2 separate regions of the Homo sapiens genome follow, and region 2 is linked to region 1. A link is an interaction called in ENCODE POLR2A ChIA-PET data of the cell type or tissue named here. Cell type or tissue: PC-3. All regions are shown on one strand. Each heading gives the region's core, and the rest is flanking DNA. Links, peaks and the distances in the headings are about the cores only.

Evidence for each region. ChIA-PET counts read pairs that join two places held together with the same protein. Peaks named below come from ENCODE experiments on the same cell type or tissue, not always from the same donor. Only the 100,000 strongest peaks of a DNase experiment are listed, where the experiment ranks them.
Region 2: POLR2A ChIA-PET joins it to region 1 with 5 read pairs; 2 of 35 experiments call an interaction of 5 or more read pairs at or near these places.

What each region holds. Positions count from the first base shown.
Region 1 is chr17:59,647,149-59,656,036 of GRCh38, forward strand. It overlaps CLTC (clathrin heavy chain), which reads left to right. Exons shown (of 32, transcript NM_004859.4): 3 at 250-518; 4 at 1,092-1,253; 5 at 4,055-4,168; 6 at 8,706-8,879. Among named protein-coding and RNA genes, the nearest start is that of CLTC, 32 kb to the left of the region's middle. In PC-3, for the core only: no CTCF peak of the experiment used is centred there; DNase peaks (open chromatin) are centred at 4,383 and 5,183; H3K27ac peaks cover 1,026 bases.
Region 2 is chr17:59,038,496-59,047,383 of GRCh38, forward strand. It overlaps TRIM37 (tripartite motif containing 37), which reads right to left. Exons shown (of 24, transcript NM_015294.6): 17 at 3,318-3,403. Among named protein-coding and RNA genes, the nearest start is that of TRIM37, 64 kb to the right of the region's middle. In PC-3, for the core only: no CTCF peak of the experiment used is centred there; no DNase peak of the experiment used is centred there.

The DNA of each region.
Region 1 (8,888 bases), core at 2,484-7,483:
GAATTCCATGGAAGTCATACTATCTGTTTAAAGTGTGTTTATTAGAGGTAATGTAGTTTTTGCTTAAAACGTAGATGTAGATTGTTTGCTTAGTCTTAGCTGTTACCTCTTTAATGGTTGCTGCTGTATCGATGCAACTCGTCTCGTAATAGAACTATTTTTGTTTGGAAGTGACAGAGCTAGTCTAGGTAGGTATTCATTCTAAACTTTACTCTTTTAATGATTTATAATTCTTGATTTTGTTTTTAGCTGGGAAAACTCTTCAGATTTTTAACATTGAAATGAAAAGTAAAATGAAGGCTCATACCATGACTGATGATGTCACCTTTTGGAAATGGATCTCTTTGAATACGGTTGCTCTTGTTACGGATAATGCAGTTTATCACTGGAGTATGGAAGGAGAGTCTCAGCCAGTGAAAATGTTTGATCGCCATTCTAGCCTTGCAGGGTGCCAGATTATCAATTACCGTACAGATGCAAAACAAAAGTGGTTACTTCTGACTGGTATATCTGCACAGGTAACATTTTAACTATTTTTTTATGAAGAAGAGGTTTAGAACACGGTTGTGCCCAGAATGCAGTTTGATTTTGAAATTAGGTCTTTCTATACTCAATCCTGTTGAATTTCACTTATTTTGGAAGACTTTTTTTTTCCTTCCTCCCATCCCTTCTCTTCTCCTTCCTCCCTCCCTTCTCTTCTTCCTCGCTCCCTTGCTATACTGACATATAATTTCAGAATGCTCTTACCAAGCGTTTTTAGCTCTTCTGTGGAGATTGAGTAGAAATTGAGTTTCTGTAAGAATGATTTGGGATTTATTATGGAGTATTTACTGCAGAATGAATGCTTCTATACCTTTTTGTTTAAGACGTATATGAGGCATATTTTAAACATTTATGTTAGGCTTTAACAAGATAATGTTTGGGGCTGATTTTAAGTTAAGAAGTATCAAATCTACAGTGAGAGATGAAGTGACAAATAATTATAAATCCTGCTAAAGATGACAAAGCATTCTAATTATTTCATTACTTGATGAATCTGAGAGTTTTTGATTTATGGGTCTTCAAACGTTATTCTCTTTGATCCTTTATAGCAAAATCGTGTGGTGGGAGCTATGCAGCTATATTCTGTAGATAGGAAAGTGTCTCAGCCCATTGAAGGACATGCAGCTAGCTTTGCACAGTTTAAGATGGAAGGAAATGCAGAAGAATCAACGTTATTTTGTTTTGCAGTTCGGGGCCAAGCTGGAGGGAAGGTAAGTTTTGGCTTTGGTAATTATTTTAATGAGAACTTGTATTTGGCTTTCTGCTATGAATTAGTCATCTAATTTCAAAATAGCCTTCTCCCTTCCTAAGTAATTTTAGTATTCACATTTGTGGTGACTTAATTTGTTCAAATTTTGCATCTAGTGATACTTGTCTAAAATGAATAATGTTCTTTCACAACTCGTTCTGTTGGCTGTTTATATTCTTTGATTGCTAAAGTGCACATTTATATGCTGTACATCTAGAGAGTTTGATTTAGTAGGTGTTGCCTATAATTTTTTTTGTTTATTTGTTGCTTTTTGAGACAGGGTGTCACTCTGTTGCCCAGGCTGGAGTGCAGTGGCGCAGTCATGGGCTCACTGCAGCCTCGACCTTCTGGGCTCAAGTGATCCCTCTGTCTCAGCCTCCCGAGTAGCTGGGACTACAGGCATGTGCCACCATGCCTGGCTAAATTTTGTATTTTTGTAGAGACAGGGTCTCACTATACTGCCCAGGCTGGTCTCAAACCTCTGGGTCCAAGTGATCCTCCCGCCTTGGTCTCCCAATATAATCTGCATTTTAAATACCTTATATGGCTTGATATAGAGGCAATGTAGACTACAGGTGAATAACACTGACTTAAGTTAGAGGTTTTCAACCATGACTACACATTGGAATCGCCTGGACAGATTGTAGTACTTTGTATATTAGACTTAGTTGCAGGTAATAGAAACAAGGTCTGGTTGATTAGAGCAATGGTCTGTTTAGTGAAGGATATTGGATAGTTTACAACAGCTGGGGAGGCTGTAAAACCAAGACTGGGAAATGAGGAGAAATAATGGAAAATGAGCAGTGGTCAGGGTCCCAGCCAACAACTATTCCACAGAACTCTGAGGACACTTCTGGATCCATGATTGCATTTCTGGATGCTTGGAAATTCGATTTGACTACTATTTCCACTACCAGAGTAGCATCTCTGAAATCCTAATACTTTTGTGTTCCTAGCTCCCTGTTCAAAGTCTAGTTTTAGGCAAGATCAGATGCCCACATCTTATGTCTGAGAGGTTTGGAAATAATTATTTGGTGTTTGGTGCTCCTAAAACAGAAGGCTGGTTCTACCACCAACAAAACTTGTAAAGAGTATCTTCCCTCTTGTTGTCCCATCAGGAAGAGGGTTTAGATTCTAGGCAGACCAAAAAATTTGAACTTCACTTTTGTTAGGACATGTGTCTCTCTCTTTGTAAGTAAGCAGTTTTTAAAAATTGAGATAGAGATTGCTTAAGATATCATCTGTAGCCTGTCAGGAGAGAGGAAACAGTAAGTAATGACATACAATTCTGCTTAAAATTTCACGATAGCCCCTGAATTGAGGATAATGCTACCAACACCTCAATGTGACAGTGGTAGAAAGCACTGATATTTAGATCTGAATAGATGAAATTTAAACAGAAAAAAACACATAGTTTTAGAAATTAGATATTATCCTTAAAACATAAGGCAGGACATTTATTGAAAAGTTCTACTAGAAAAAAGTTTCAATGTCATTTTGAACAGTATCTGGAAACCTGTTTATAGGTTATTGAGCCTATTATTTCATACATGGTGCTATCCTGTCTGCCATGGCTTTTGAAGGAAGATACCAAGTTTTTCAGTATGGCTAGTCATCCTAATGAAGGATGATGAGACCCTATAACATTCATATGGTATGTGTCTTGGAAACTGAATTTTTTTTTGTCTGAGTTCATTTCTGGCATGACTAAGGAAAATATATAGTACTTTTTCATTGAGATTATTTACTTTTCTCTTGCCTGGCTTATGTGCAGCATTGGATATTTTAAACCAAAATGTTCTCATTTAGTTTATGGGATGTTTGTGATTAGAGAGACAACTCAAATTAGGTATATACATTCATTCTGTTTTAGTGTATATGTATAGGTAGAGAAGAATTTAACAACTTAGGTTTCTATTTGGAAATACTAAATTAAAATTTAAAGCTAGGAGAAAAGTACCATTGTAGGTAATGTATTACCCTTCTATACCATTTATTTCAGGTAGATTATTTGAGGTATGATTATTTCAGATATTCAGATGACTTTTTTTTTTTTTTTTTTTTTTGAGATGGAGTCTTGCTCTGTTGCCCAGGCTGGAATGCAGTGGCACGATCCCGGTTCCCTGCAACCTCCACCTCCTGGGTTCAAGCGATTCTCCTGCCTCAGCCTCCCGAGTATCAGCTGACTTTTAAAAATGCATTTATCTTAAAATAATACAGATTTATAGGAAGCTGTAAAGACAGTACAGAACAGTCCCCTGTGTTCTTTACCCAGTTTCTCCCAATGGCTACATCTTACACAGCTGTAGTACAGTAGAAAAACCAGGAAATTGACATTGGTACAATTGTATAATTCTGTGTCATTTTATCATGAGTAGATAACTATTTTATCACCACAGTGATTTCCCTTATGACTGTAGCGTCACACCCACTCCCCCTCTCTCACACCATCCCTAGCTCCTGGCAACCACTAATTTATTCTCCATCTCTATAATTTTGTCACTTTAGAAATGTTACATAAATGGAATCATACAGTATGTGACCTTTTAAGATTGGCTTCTTTTTTTTCACTCACCATAATGTTCATGAAAGTTTGTTCCTTTTTATTACCAAGTATTCCATGGTATGGATGTAACCAAAACCATTTAACATTGATCTTCTGTAGAACATGTTGGTTGTTTCCATTTGGGGGCTACAAATAAAGCTGCTGTGATCAACTGCTAATGTATAGGTTTATATACATTTTGATTTTCTTTTGAACAGTTACATATTATTGAAGTTGGCACACCACCTACAGGGAACCAGCCCTTTCCAAAGAAGGCAGTGGATGTCTTCTTTCCTCCAGAAGCACAAAATGATTTTCCTGTTGCAATGCAGGTATTTTAAGCAAAATAAATGACTTTTTAAAAATCTCTCCTCTTAAAAGAAATTAACCCAAAGACTATTCATGGTAGATATAATTTAAGTGATGCTTAAAAGAATACTTTTTTAAAGTTTATTAGTGAAGCTTTGTAAAATAATACCTTGGCTTTTCATGTACAGGACTACCTTAGGCCTATTATGAGGTTTGGCTCCAGACCACCACAATAAAGTAAATACCACAACAAAGTGAGTCATAAGAATTCTTTGGTTTCCCAGTGCAGATCAAAGTTACACTTAACACTATGCTGTAGTCTACTGTAAAGTGTGAAATAGCATTGTCTAGAAAAACAGTATACATACTGTAATTTAAAAATACTTTATTGCTAAAAAATGTTAATGATTATTTGAGCCTTTAGTGAGTTGTAATCTTTTTGCTTGTGGAAAGTCTTTTCTCAATGTCGATGGCTGCTGAATAATCAGAGTGGTGGTTGCTGAAGGTTGAGGTGGCTGTGGCAGTTTCGTAAAATAAGACAGCAAAGAAGTTTGCTGCATCAATTGACTCTTTCACAAAAGATTTCTCTGTGCATTGCTGTTTGATAGCATTTTACCCACAGTAGATCTTTCAGAATTGGAGTCAGTTCTTTCAAACCCTGCCACTGCTTTATTAGCTAAGTTTCTGTAATAATCTAAATCCTTTGTTGTCATTCAGCAATGTTCACAGCACCTTTACCAGCAGTAGATTTTATCTCAAGAAACCTCTTTTCTTTGCCCATCCTTAAGAAGCAGCTCCTTTACTAGGAGATTACAGTAATTCAGTCACATTTTTAGGCTCTATTTCTAATTCTGGTTTTCTTGCTATTTCTACCACATCTCCACTTACTTGCTCCACTCAAGTCTTGAACTCCTCAGTCATCCATGAAGGTTGGAATCAGCCTCTTCCAAACTCCTTTTAATGTTGATATTTTGACTTCCTCCCATGAATCATCAGTGTTCTTAGTGGCATCTAGAATGATGAATCCTTTCCAGATTGACCGTTACTTAAATTTACTGTGGTGAATCCTTTCCAGATTCACTTAAATTTACTTTGCCCAGATCCATCAGATGAATCACTGTTCAGGGCAGCTGTGGTCTTATGAAATAATATTTCTTAAATAAGAAGACTTGTAAGTCAAAATTACTTCTTTGGTCCATAGGCTTCAGAGTGGATGCTGTCTTCGCAGACATGAAAGCAATATTAATCTCCTTGTATATCTCCATTAGAGCTCTTGGGTGACTATGTGCATTGTCGATGAGCAGTAACATTTTGAAAGGAATCTTTTTTTTTCTGAGCAGTAGGTCTCAACAGTAGGCATAAAAAGATTTAGTAAACCATGCTGTAAACAGATGTGCTGTCATCAGGGCTTTGCTGTTCCATTTCTATAGCATAGGCAAAGTAGATTTAGCATAATTCTTGAAGGTCCTAGGATTTTTGGAATAGCAGATGAGCATTGGCTTCACCTTAAAGTCACCAGCATCATTAGTTCCTAATAAGAGAGTCAGCCTGTCCATTAAAGCCAGGCATTGACTTCTCTGTAGAGAAAATCTGTTGTTTAGTGTAGCCACCTTCAATGATCTTAGCTAGATCTTCCATATAACTTGCTGCAGTTTCTACATCAGTACTTGGTTTTTCACCTTGCACTTTTATGTTATAGAGATGGTTTATTTGCTTAAACCTCATGAATCAACTTATGCTACCTTCAAATTTTTCTTCTGTTGCTTTCTCACCTCTCTGAGCCTTCACAGAATTGAGGAGAGTTAGGGCCTTAAACTAGATTAGGCTTTGGCTTAAGAGAATGTTGTAGCTGGTTGGATCTTTTATTTTATTTATTTGTTTATTTATTTATTTATTTATTTTATTTATTTTTTTTTTTGAGACAGAGTCTCTCTCTGTCGCCCAGGCTGGAGTGCAGTGGTGCGATCTCGGCTCACTGCAAGCTCCGCCTCCTGGGTTCACGCCATTCTCCTGCCTCAGCCTCCCGAGTAGCTGGGACTACAGGCACCCACCACCACCCTCGGCTAATTTTTTGTATTTTTAGTAGAGATGGGGTTTCACGGTGTTAGCCAGGATGGTCTCGATCTCCTGACCTCGTGATCCACCCACCTCGGCCTCCCAAAGTGGTGGGATTACAGGCATGAGCCACCACGCCCGGCCTCCTCTCCCTCTCCTTCTGCCTCTCCCTCTCCTCCTCTCTCCCCCTCTTTCTTTCCCTTTCCCTCTCCCTCTTTAAAGAGATAGGTTCTCCCTCTGTTGCCCAGGCTGGAAGGCAGTGCTGTGATCATAGCTCACTGCAGCCTTGGAACTCCTGGGCTCAACTGATCCTCTTGCCTCAGCCTCCAGAGTAGCTAAGAGTAGGTAGGACTACAGGTACATGCCAGTACGCCTGGCTACTTAAAAAATATTTTAGAGACAATGTCTCACTGTGTTGCCCTGGCTGGTCTTTTTTTTTTTTTTGACACTGAGTCTCTCTATTGCCCAGACTGAAGTGCAGTGGCGCAATCTCAGCTCACTGCAATCTCTGCCTCCTGGATTCAAGCGATTCTCATGCCTCAGCCTCCCGAGTAGCTGGGATTACAGGCACCCGCCACCACACCTGGCTAATTTTTGTATTTTTAGTAGAGTTGGGGTTTCGCCATGTTGGTCAGGCTGGTCTTGAACTCCTGACCTCAAATGATCTGCCCACCTTGGCCTCCCAAAGTGCTGGGATCACAGGCGTGAGCCACCATGCCCAGCCCAGGCTGGTCTTAAACTCCTGGCCTTAAGTGATCCTTCTGCCTCAGCCTCCTCTGTGGCTGGGATACAGACACATACCACTGCACCTGGCTAGTGTATAACATTTTTATTTGTATTTTTATTTGAGACGGTCTCGCTCTGTCACCCAGGCTGGAGTGCAGTGGCGCAATCTCAGCTCACTGCACCCTCCACGTCTCGGGTTCAAGTGATTATTGTGCCTCAGCCTCCCATGTAGCTGGGATTACAGGCGCGCACCACCCCACCTGGGTAATTTTTTTGTATTTTTAGTAGAGACAGGGCTTCACCGTGTTGGTCAGGCTGGTCTCGAACTCCTGACCTCAAGTGATCCACCTGCCTCAGCCTCCCAAAGTGCTGAGATTACAGGCATGAGCCACTGCACCCAGCTGTGTATAACATTTTTCTTTTAGAGACGGAATCTCACTCTGTCGCCCAGGCTGGAGTGCAGTGGCACCATCTCGGCTCACTGCAACCTCCGCCTCCGGGGTCAAGCAATTCTCCTGCCTCAGCCTCCCCAGTAGCTGGGACTACAGGTGCACACTGCCATGCCTGGCTAATTTCTTCCGTATTTAGTAGAGACAGGGTTTCACTGTTTTGCCCAGGGTGGTCTCGAACTCCTGAGCTCAGGCAATCCACCCACCTCGGCCTCCTAAAGTGCTAGGATTACAGGCATTAGCCACTGCACTTGGCCTATAACATTTTAAAAGAGAAAAAAACTGCTCATTTAGATAGTTACATAAATTCAAAAGTAGAATCGTTTTATTTCTCTTTGGCCTGCAAAACATTATCTCAATATGGCAAGTACCTAGAGTTTGACTTTGTCTGTGGTAGGTTTCTTAGATGTGAGAAAATGAGACTGGGATTACATTTGTAAGCCACTGCACCAGTGCACTTTCTGCATATCAGCAAGAAAGCTGTTAGGTTTTCTTATCATTCATGTGTTCACTGGAGTAGCACTTTAATTTCCTTCAAGAATTTTCCTTTGTATTCACAACTTGGCTAGGTCAAAAGGCCCACCATTCAGCCTATCTTGGCCTTGGACATGTCTTTTTCACTAAACTTAAAATTACTTCTAGCTTTCGATTTAAAAAGAGAGGTAGAACACATAGAGGCAATTGTAGTTATTATATTGGCCTAATATTGTTGTGTCTCAGGTAATAGGGAGGCCTGAGGAAAGGGAAAGAAACGGGAGAACAGCTGGTTGGTGGAGCAGTCAGAACACACACAATATTTATCAGTTCAGTTTGCTGTCTTATGTGGGTGCAATTCATCACACCCCAAAATAATAGTTACATCAAAGATGACTGGCCACAGATCAACATGACAGATACAATAATGAAAAGGTTTGAAATATTGTGAGAATTAATGAAAACGTGACACAGAGACACTGAAGAGAGCACATGCTGTTGGAAAATAGTGCCAATAGGCTTGCTCGATGCAGGGTTGCCATAAACCTTCCATTCGTAAAGATTCATCTGCACTGCAAAGTGCAGTAAAATGAGGTATCCCTGTAATACGTAAACTGTGCTATCTAAGTTTTGAATTGTCTTTCCTCTTATCAGTTTCATGTTATATAAGAGCTTGGGATATCCATATTTAAATGTGCTGTAGAAATGAAGGAAACTTTAAATATTAGCTTATAATTTTTCAAATAACCCTCTTGTTCTGGAATTTTACCATCTCTAAAATGGAATTAGACTGAATGTTTTTATTTTCTGTTTGTAGATTCATTATTTTACTAAAGTGTTGATTTTCTTTCTGTAGATCAGTGAAAAGCATGATGTGGTGTTCTTGATAACCAAGTATGGTTATATCCACCTCTATGATCTTGAGACTGGTACCTGCATCTACATGAATAGAATCAGTGGAGAAACAATTTTTGTTACTGCACCTCATGAAGCCACAGCTGGAATAATTGGAGTAAACAGAAAGGGACAAGTAAGGAAA
Region 2 (8,888 bases), core at 2,561-7,560, 610 kb before region 1:
TAACATAGGCTCCATAAGAACAGGGATATCTTGTTATTCAATATTGTATCTCTAGATAGTAAAACTGTACACAGCTCAAGTGCTCAGTAAATATTTGATGAATATATAATTCAAAAATGTAAACTCTTCTTTACCCTAAGTGTATATAAATGTTATATACAAGAATCTCTCTACCACACAGTTTAAGAGAGGAAAGAATGGACCTAACTAAAAGAAAACACACAAGGCTGAAAAGTTAGTCAGTCAGTAAGACCTAATGCCATACCAGACAAGGATTAAGTCACACGCTCCCTATACTTAAAGAATAAACTACATTCTAACTGCAACAGAATTTCTTCTTTTTTCTAGAAGCTAAGCAAGCACTGGCCTCAAGATAAGCAATATTGAAACAATTGCAGCTTACTGACTGCCAGATGCTGACTGACTCACTCCCTGTTCCACAGCCGTAACTACAGCTTTGACTGGACAAGAGACTGATTTCAGTAACTTTCTCCTGATAGGAGTCGCCAACCATGGACTGGTTCTGGCCCGTATACAGAGGCTGAGCATTGAGTGCCTTCGTGTCCTTGGCTTTACCTTTTGACAACAGGGCCTAATTGTAATGCATTTAAATTGTTCAGTCCCCACTCCAAAGTAAACATGAAATGCATGTAACATGCATGTTTGTCTACTATGCATGCGTGTGTTTCCCTTTTCATGATGTTCACAGCTCCTCCTATAGCCTGCTGAATCGATTTAGTTGTACTTGGCCAACTTATTCAGCATCAATTCCTATGTTACCCTTCCCTCCTGCAAAGTGCCTGCTTTTAGTCTTTGCCAGAGGCCACACTTCCCAGCCTGTCAGGATGGCCAGTCTTTTTTTTTTTTTTGAGATGGAGTCTCGCTCTGTCACCCAGGTTGGAGTGCGGTGGCGCAATCTCAGCTCACTGCAAGCTCCGCCTCCCAGGTTCACGACATTCTCCTGCCTCAGCCTCCCGAGTAGCTGGGACTACAGGCGCCTGCCATCACACCTGGCTAATTTTTGTATTTTTAGTAGAGAGGGGGTTCCATCATGTTAGCCAGGATGGTCTCAATCTGCTGACATCGTGATCCACCCACCTCGGCCTCCCAACGTGCTGGGATTACAGGTGTGAGCCACCACACCCGGCCCAGGATGGCCAGTCTTTATAAGAATTAAAGCTCTTCTCTCCAAATTGGTAGATCTTGTGATTCTTTGAAGTTCCTCCTGACTAAAGAATGATACAGAGGAATGACAGAAATAAGGCTAAGGAAACAAACAGGAATCCAGACACAAAGGAATTTATGTGCCATGTTAACAAGTTTGGACTTTATCCTATAATAAATATAATCCTTAAAGAGTTTTTAAGTAGAGAAATAACATGATTAGATATTATTTTTCATTATTTTTATTTCTATTTTTGACACAGGGTCTCACTCTGTTGCCCAGGCTGGAGTACAGTGGTGCTATCTCAGCTTACTGCAGGCTCCGCTTCCTGGGCTCAGGTGATCCTCCCACCTCAGCTTCCCAAATAGCTGGGACCACAGGCAGCAATTTAGCCACCACATCTGGCTAATTTTTTTGTATTTTTTTGTAGAGACAAGGTTTCACCACGTTGCCCAGGCTGGTCTCAAACTCCTGGACTCAAGCGATGCACCCACATCAGCCTCCCAAAGTGCTGAGATTACAGGCGTGAGTCACCAAGACTGGTAGAGAAGTAACATGATTAGATATTAATCAGAAAGAAAAAAACACCCTCATTCTGAATCCATGCTGTAAAAATACAATGGAGGGGAACAATAATAAATACAAGGAACCCAGGTGAAAGACAGAGGCCTAGACTAGAAATGGCAAAGGAGTGGGAGTACCAAATGAATTTATGCACGATTTAGGACACAGAACCAACAGATCTTGGTAATACACTAAAGGTAAAGTTTTAGGGAGAGGAAGAAGTAAAGAATGTATAGCATTATCAGTCACGGTGGCTACTGCTGACAGGCAGGCTGGCAGATGAAAAGACAGTAATTTGTGTTTGGGAAGTGCTGAATCACACACCAAGACATGGGTTTGGAAACTATGGAAAGACAAAGGCTAAAGAAAGAACTTGAAAAGTAATCAGCATATAGACAGTAACTGAAATACAGGTGTGGATAAGATTACCCAGGATTAAAGTCAGGAGTAGAAAGAATATAGAGCTTAGGTTGGAGTTGAAATGGTGAGGACTAGTATTTAAGAAATCTTTAGTTATCCCAGCATATTAAGAATATGCCAGGCCGGGCGCGGTGGCTCACGCCTGTAATCCCAGCACTTTGGGAGGCCGAGGCGGGTGGATCATGAGGTCAGGAGATCAAGACCATCCTGGCTAACAAGGTGAAACCCCGTCTCTACTAAAAATACAAAAAATTAGCCGGGCGCGGTGGCGGGCGCCTGTAGTCCCAGCTACTCGGGAGGCTGAGGCAGGAGAATGGCGTGAACCCGGGAAGCGGAGCTTGCAGTGAGCCGAGATTGCGCCACTGCAGTCCGCAGTCCGACCTGGGCGACAGAGCGAGACTCCGTCTCAAAAAAAAAAAAAGAATATGCCAGTGTTCATACTGAGGAGAACATGGGTAAAACAGAAACAGTAGAAAGCTAACTTTTAATTACTCTAACCAAGATTCACTACTTAATTAAATAGATCCGAGAACACACAAAAAAGTACTCATTATATAAGTCAGTTCTTCCCAGGAGAAGCAGTGTTTTAGTTTGGGAGAAAAATGCTGGGTCCACAAACCCAGGACAATCTGGGGTTCTAGTCTGGTTGTACTAACAACCAGCTATATGACCAGGTAACTGAAAACTATAAAATGAGCTCTTTAAGATCCTTCGTAAGTCTAAGAGTCAATGATTCCACTGAGATCATTCTATAGTCTAGCAAGATATACAAATAAGACTTTATATCAGAAAGAATAGTATAAAATATGAGCATGGGATACAAACAAATCTGGGGATTCAATTACTCTCATTTACTAAATTGTTAAAAGTTGGCAAGTTGCTTTAATTTCTCTATGCATCAGTGAATGTATCACACAGAATTTTATTAATATAAGGTACTTAAAGTGCTTCTCACAGTGCCTGGTACATAAAACATTTTTCAAATGTTAGCTATTGTTTTAAATATCTTTAGTAATAAACTCTAAAAAATCCATATTATAAGATATACCACTTCCAACACCATGAACCATGTACAAGCAGTGGCTACCACCTATTTAAAATATAATACAGTCAGAGAAGAGCAGAGAGAAAACAGAATGGCTTGGAGGCAGTGGAGTGACCTCATTACCTGCGGGTCCTGCAGCAGCTGCATCTTCCATGAGTTCTCCCTCTTCTAATTCCATGTTGTTATATTCCACATCATTTTCTCCAGACCTAAGAATATACAAAATCCATCATTTATATAGAGTGATACAATAAACGTTGTTTTTCACACCTCAATAAATTTTATGATATGCAGATTTTTCTGTGAAATAAGATATTTCTAAATACAAAAAGGAGAAAGATTTTTGTCATTTTCCAAATTTAAGTAGCGTTAATGTTATTGTTTAAACAACCTTTAAAAAATATCGGCCGGGCGCGGTGGCTCATGCCTGTAATCCCAGCACTTTGGGAGGCTGAGGCAGGCGGATCACGAGGTCAGGAGATCGAGACCATCCTGGCTAACACGGTGAAACCCTGTCTCTACTAAAAATACAAAAAATTAGCTGGGTGTGGTGGCAGGCACCTGTAGTCCCAGCTACTCAGGAGGCTGAATCAGGAGAATGGCGTGAACCCAGGAGGCAAGCTTGCAGTGAGCCAAGATTGCACAACTGCACTCCAGCCTGGGCGACAGAGCGAGACTCCATCTCAAAAAAAAAAAAAAAATCAGCCAGTTCTTCTTAGAAAGCTAAGAAAAAAAGGAATTTAAAAAAAAAAAAAAAAAAATATATATATATATATATATATATATCTCAAGGCCGGGCGCAGTGACTCACGCCTGAAATCCCAGAACTTTGGGAGGCTAAGGTGGGAGGATCACCTGAGGTCAGGATTTCGAGACCAGCCTGGCCAACATGGCAAAACCCTGTCTCTCCTAAAAATACAAAAATTAGCTGGGCGTTGTGGTGGGGACCTGTAATCCCAGCTCCTCGGGAGGCTGAGGCAGCAGAATCGGTTGAACCCGGGAGGTGGAGGTTGTAGTGAGCCAAGATTGCACTACTGCACTTCAGCCTGGACGACAGAGCGAGACTCTGTCTCAAGGAGGACAGGACAGGACAGGAAAGGAAAGGAAAGGAAGATTAAAAAAAAAGAACTGTGTCAGGCAAAAAAATAGAAATAAATGAAACACTAAAAAATCTAAGAACCACTATTAGAAGAGATTAATCTCTCCTATTTAATTAGTGTTAGAAACACTAATAAATACAAGAACCACTGTTAGAAGAAATTACAGCTTCAGAGAACTGGTAGCTTAATGGCAATAAGCTTAAAACACTACATGTAGTGTTAGGCTTAAAACACTACATTTTAACATCCAAAAAAAGCCCAAATTACTGTATATGACTAAATACCATTTTTCAAAAATAATATTTCAGCAAAGAGGGTATTACTTCCTACTCGGCCATACAAAGTCTCTCATGTTAAAAAACAATCACTATTACTTTATTTTAAACAACATACTACTTGAAACAGTACCAGTCAATGACAGTCTTGGGTATTTAAGGAAATCTCAAGATAAGCACCCAGCTTGACAATGTAAGGAGCTCTGTAGGTCTGCTCTTTAGTCAAACTGGTGACAATTATTTTAAAAACAACCACTTAACGACTCTGGAAATGGTCCCAAGGGCATACAGCAAATGAAGAAACATCTACTCAAAAAAATCTATAAAAACTGGGTAAGACAAGTGGGCATCTGCAGTATTTGAACCAAGATCACTCCACTTCCTAACTTGGTGTTACAGAAATTCCACTCCAGACTGGTGCAGTGAAGAACACAGGCCTCCCACTTCCCGAACTTCCAAGAGGAGGGCTATATTCCTGGGAGTGGCAAGGTATCAGCATCTCTCATTCTGCCCCCAGCTACCTATTGCTGATGCTATAGTACAGGCACACACGGCCAAGAGGTGGAGACTCCCTTCTGCTGAGACCCACTTGTGGACTAGATGCTCTACCTGGATGCAGCATGATGAGAATACTGGGGCCCAGATCATCCCTGCCCCAGCTTATTCATAAGGTGGAGGTCCCAAGCCTGAAAAGGAAAGAACTAAGGCTACTGTCCCCAACATCCAGTTAGCTCAGCTTCTAAAGTAAGAGAGGTACACCTTTATCCTTACTCCAACTTCAAAGCTTTGGCTCAGAGATTTTGCCTATGGGGAGAAGCAGAGACACATACAACACTCAGAGAAACATACAACACTATTAAGAGCATCAACGAAATATAGTTGGCCTTCTTTATCTGTGGGCTCTGCATCTGTGCATTCAACCAACTGTGGATCAAAAATATTTTTTAAGCCCTGGTGTGGTGGTTCATGCCTGTAATCCCAGCACTTTGGGAAGCCGAGGCTGGAGGGACTTCTTGAGCCTAGGAGCTCCGGGCCAGCCTAGAACATAGTAAGGCAACATAGTGAGACCCTGTCTCTACAAAATATTAAAAAATTAGCCAGGTGTGTTGGCATGCACCTGTAGTCCTAGCTACTTGGAAAACTGAGGTGGGAGGATCACTTGAGCCCAGGAGGTCGAGGTTGCAGTGAGCTGTGATCACGCGACCACTGCACTCCAGCTTGGGTGACAGGGCAAGACCCCGTCTCAAAAAATAAAGCCGGCCGGGTGCTGTGGCTCACCTGAGGCCAGGAGTTCAAAACCAGCCTGGTCAACATTGCAAAACCCTGTCTCTACTAAAACTACAAAAAATTAGTCGGGCGTAGTGGCAGGCGTGTATAATCCCAGCTACTCAGGAGGCTGAGGCAGGGGAACTGCTTGAACCCAGGAGACGGAGGCTGCAGTGAGCTGAGATTGTGCCACTGCACTCCAGCCTGGGCGACAAGAGCGAAACTCCGTCTCAAAAAAAAATAAATAAAACAAAACAAAATAAAGTCATGCGCAGACATTTTCCCCTTGTCATTATTCTGTATACAATAGAGTATAACAACTACTTACATAGCATTTGCATTGTATTAGGTATTATAAGTAATCTAGAGATGATTTAAAAGTATAGGGGAGGATGTGCATAGGTTATATGCAACTACTCTGCCATTTTATATAAGATACTTGAGCATCCTCAGATTTTAGTATCCAAGGGCGGGGTCCTAGAACCAATACCGCAAGGATACTGAGGGACAACTGTACTAGCAAACAGAATGCAGTAACATATAAAAAGAATCATGAGCCGAGTGTGATGATGCACACCAGTAGTCCTAGCTACTATGGAGGCTGAGGCAGGTGGATCACTTGAGGCCAGAGTTGAAGGTTACAGGGAGCTATAATCATGCCACCATACTCCAGCCTGGCCACAAAGCCAGATTCTCTTAGGAAAAAAAAAAAATTGCTGGGTGCCGTGGCTCATGCCTGTAATCCCAGCACTTTGGGAGGCCGAGGCAGGCAGATCACAAGGTCAGGAGATTGAGATCATCCTGGCTAACACGGTGAAACCCCATCTCTATTAAAAATACAAAACAAAATTAGCCGGGCAAGGTGGTGGGCACCTGTAGTCCCAGCTACTTGGGAGACTGAGGCAGGAGAATGGTGTGAATCCAGAAGGCGGAGCTTGCAGTGAGCGGATATTGCGCCACTGCACTCCAGCCTGGGGGACAGAGCGAGACTCCGTTTCAAATAAAAAAAAAAGAAAAAAAAAATTACGGCTGGGCGAAGTGGATCACACCTGTAATTCCAGCACTTTGGGAGGCCAAGACGGGTGGATCACGAGGTCAGGTGTTTGAGACCAGCCTGGCCAACGCAGTGAAACCTCGTCTCTACTAAAAATACAAAAAATTAGCTGGGTGTGGTGGTGGGTGCCTGTAATCCCAGCTACTTGGGAGGCTGAGGCAGGAGAATCGCCTGAACCCGGGAGGCGGAGGTTGCAGTGAGCCGAGATCATGCCACTGCACTTAAGCCCGGGTGACAGTGCGAAACTCCGTCACAAAAAAAAAAAAAAGAAAAAAGAAAAAAAATTACACACTATGACCAAGTGGGATGTGTCCCAGGAATGCAAGCTTGGTTTAAAAATCCAAAAATCGCCAGGCACAGTGGCTCACACCTGTAATCCTAGCACTTTGGGAGGCTGAAGTGGGCAGATCACCTGAAGTCAGGAGTTCAAGACCAGCCTGGCCAACATGGTGAAACCCCGTCTCCACTAAAAATACAAAAAAATAGCCAGGCGTGGTGGTGCACGCCTGTAATCCTTGCTACTCGGGAGGCTGAGGTGGAAGGATCACTTGAACCCAGGAGATGGAGGTTGCAGTGAGCCAAGATCGTGACACTGCATGCCAGCCTGGGTGACAGAGCAAGACTCCATCTCAAAAAAAAAAAATTATCCACATTAATGAAATTCATTAGTTCATCAATTAACAGGGCAGAAGGAAAAGCTCTTCCTTAAATTGCAACTAATGAATGAGTAAGAAATAATGGAATTAGAAAAACACCACTTGGCAATCAACACAGTAACCTTTTTCAGGCAACACTCATCAAAGGGTGTCAAAATTCATAGGAAAAAGTAGGATGAAAAATAGGATATTTACAGTCCCATACATAAGATACTTATTAATTATAAAGGAAAAAGTACAAATTTTGGAGTGAAGAAACCTGGCGGATGCTACCTCAACTAAGTGATCAAAATTAACCACAAGTAATGGGACATACTGACATCATGCTCCACTCTGTATGACGCAGTGAAAAGGATACATTATCATTTCCGTAGTATCCCTGCCAAAAGTGTGTAACCTCTATCTAATCATGAGGAAACTTCAGACTAATCCAAACTGAGGGACTTTCTACAAAATAAACTATTCTGTATTTCTCAGAAAGTATTAGTCATGAAAAACAGTTTTTTTTTTTTTTTGAGACAGAGTCTCAACTGTCGCCCAGGCTGGAGTGCCGTGGCGTGATCTTAGCTCACTGCAAGCTCCGCCTCCCGGGTTCACCCCATTCTCCTGCCTCAGCCTACCAAGTAGCTGGGACTACAGGCGCCTGCCACCACACCTGGCTAATTTCTTTTTTGTATTTTTAGTAGAGACGGGGTTTCACCGTGTTAGCCAGGATGGTCTGGATCTCCTGACCTCGTGATCCACCCGCCTCAGCCTCCCAGAGTGCTGGGATTACAGGCGTGAGCCACCGTGCCCAGCCGAAAAACAAATTTTTAAAAAAGTAACCCAGATTGGCCAGGTGCGGTGGCTCACGCCTGTAATCCCAACACTTTGGGAGGCCGAGGTGGACGGATCATGAGGTCAGGAGATCAAGACCAACCTGGCTAACACGGTGAAACCCCGTCTCTACTAAAAATACAAAAAATTAGCTGGGCGAGGTGGCGGGCGCCTGTAGTTCTAGCTGCTCGGGAGGCTGAGGCAGGAGAATGGCGTAATCCGGAAGGTGGAGCTTGCAGTGAGCTGAGATCATGCCACTGCACTCCAGCCTGGGCGACAGAGCGAGACTCCGTCTCAAAAAAAAAGGAAAAAAAAAAAAGTAACCCAGATTGAAGATAACTAAATCGATTTAACAATTAAATGCAACATGATCCTGACAAAGGACATTACTGGCAAATTTTTAGAAGGTTACAGTATTACATCAATGTTAATTTCCAGATTTTGATAACTATTCTATAGTTATGTAAGAATATCCTTGTTTTTAGAAAAGTACACAATGAGAAGTATATTCGATCTCAAGTGTTTCA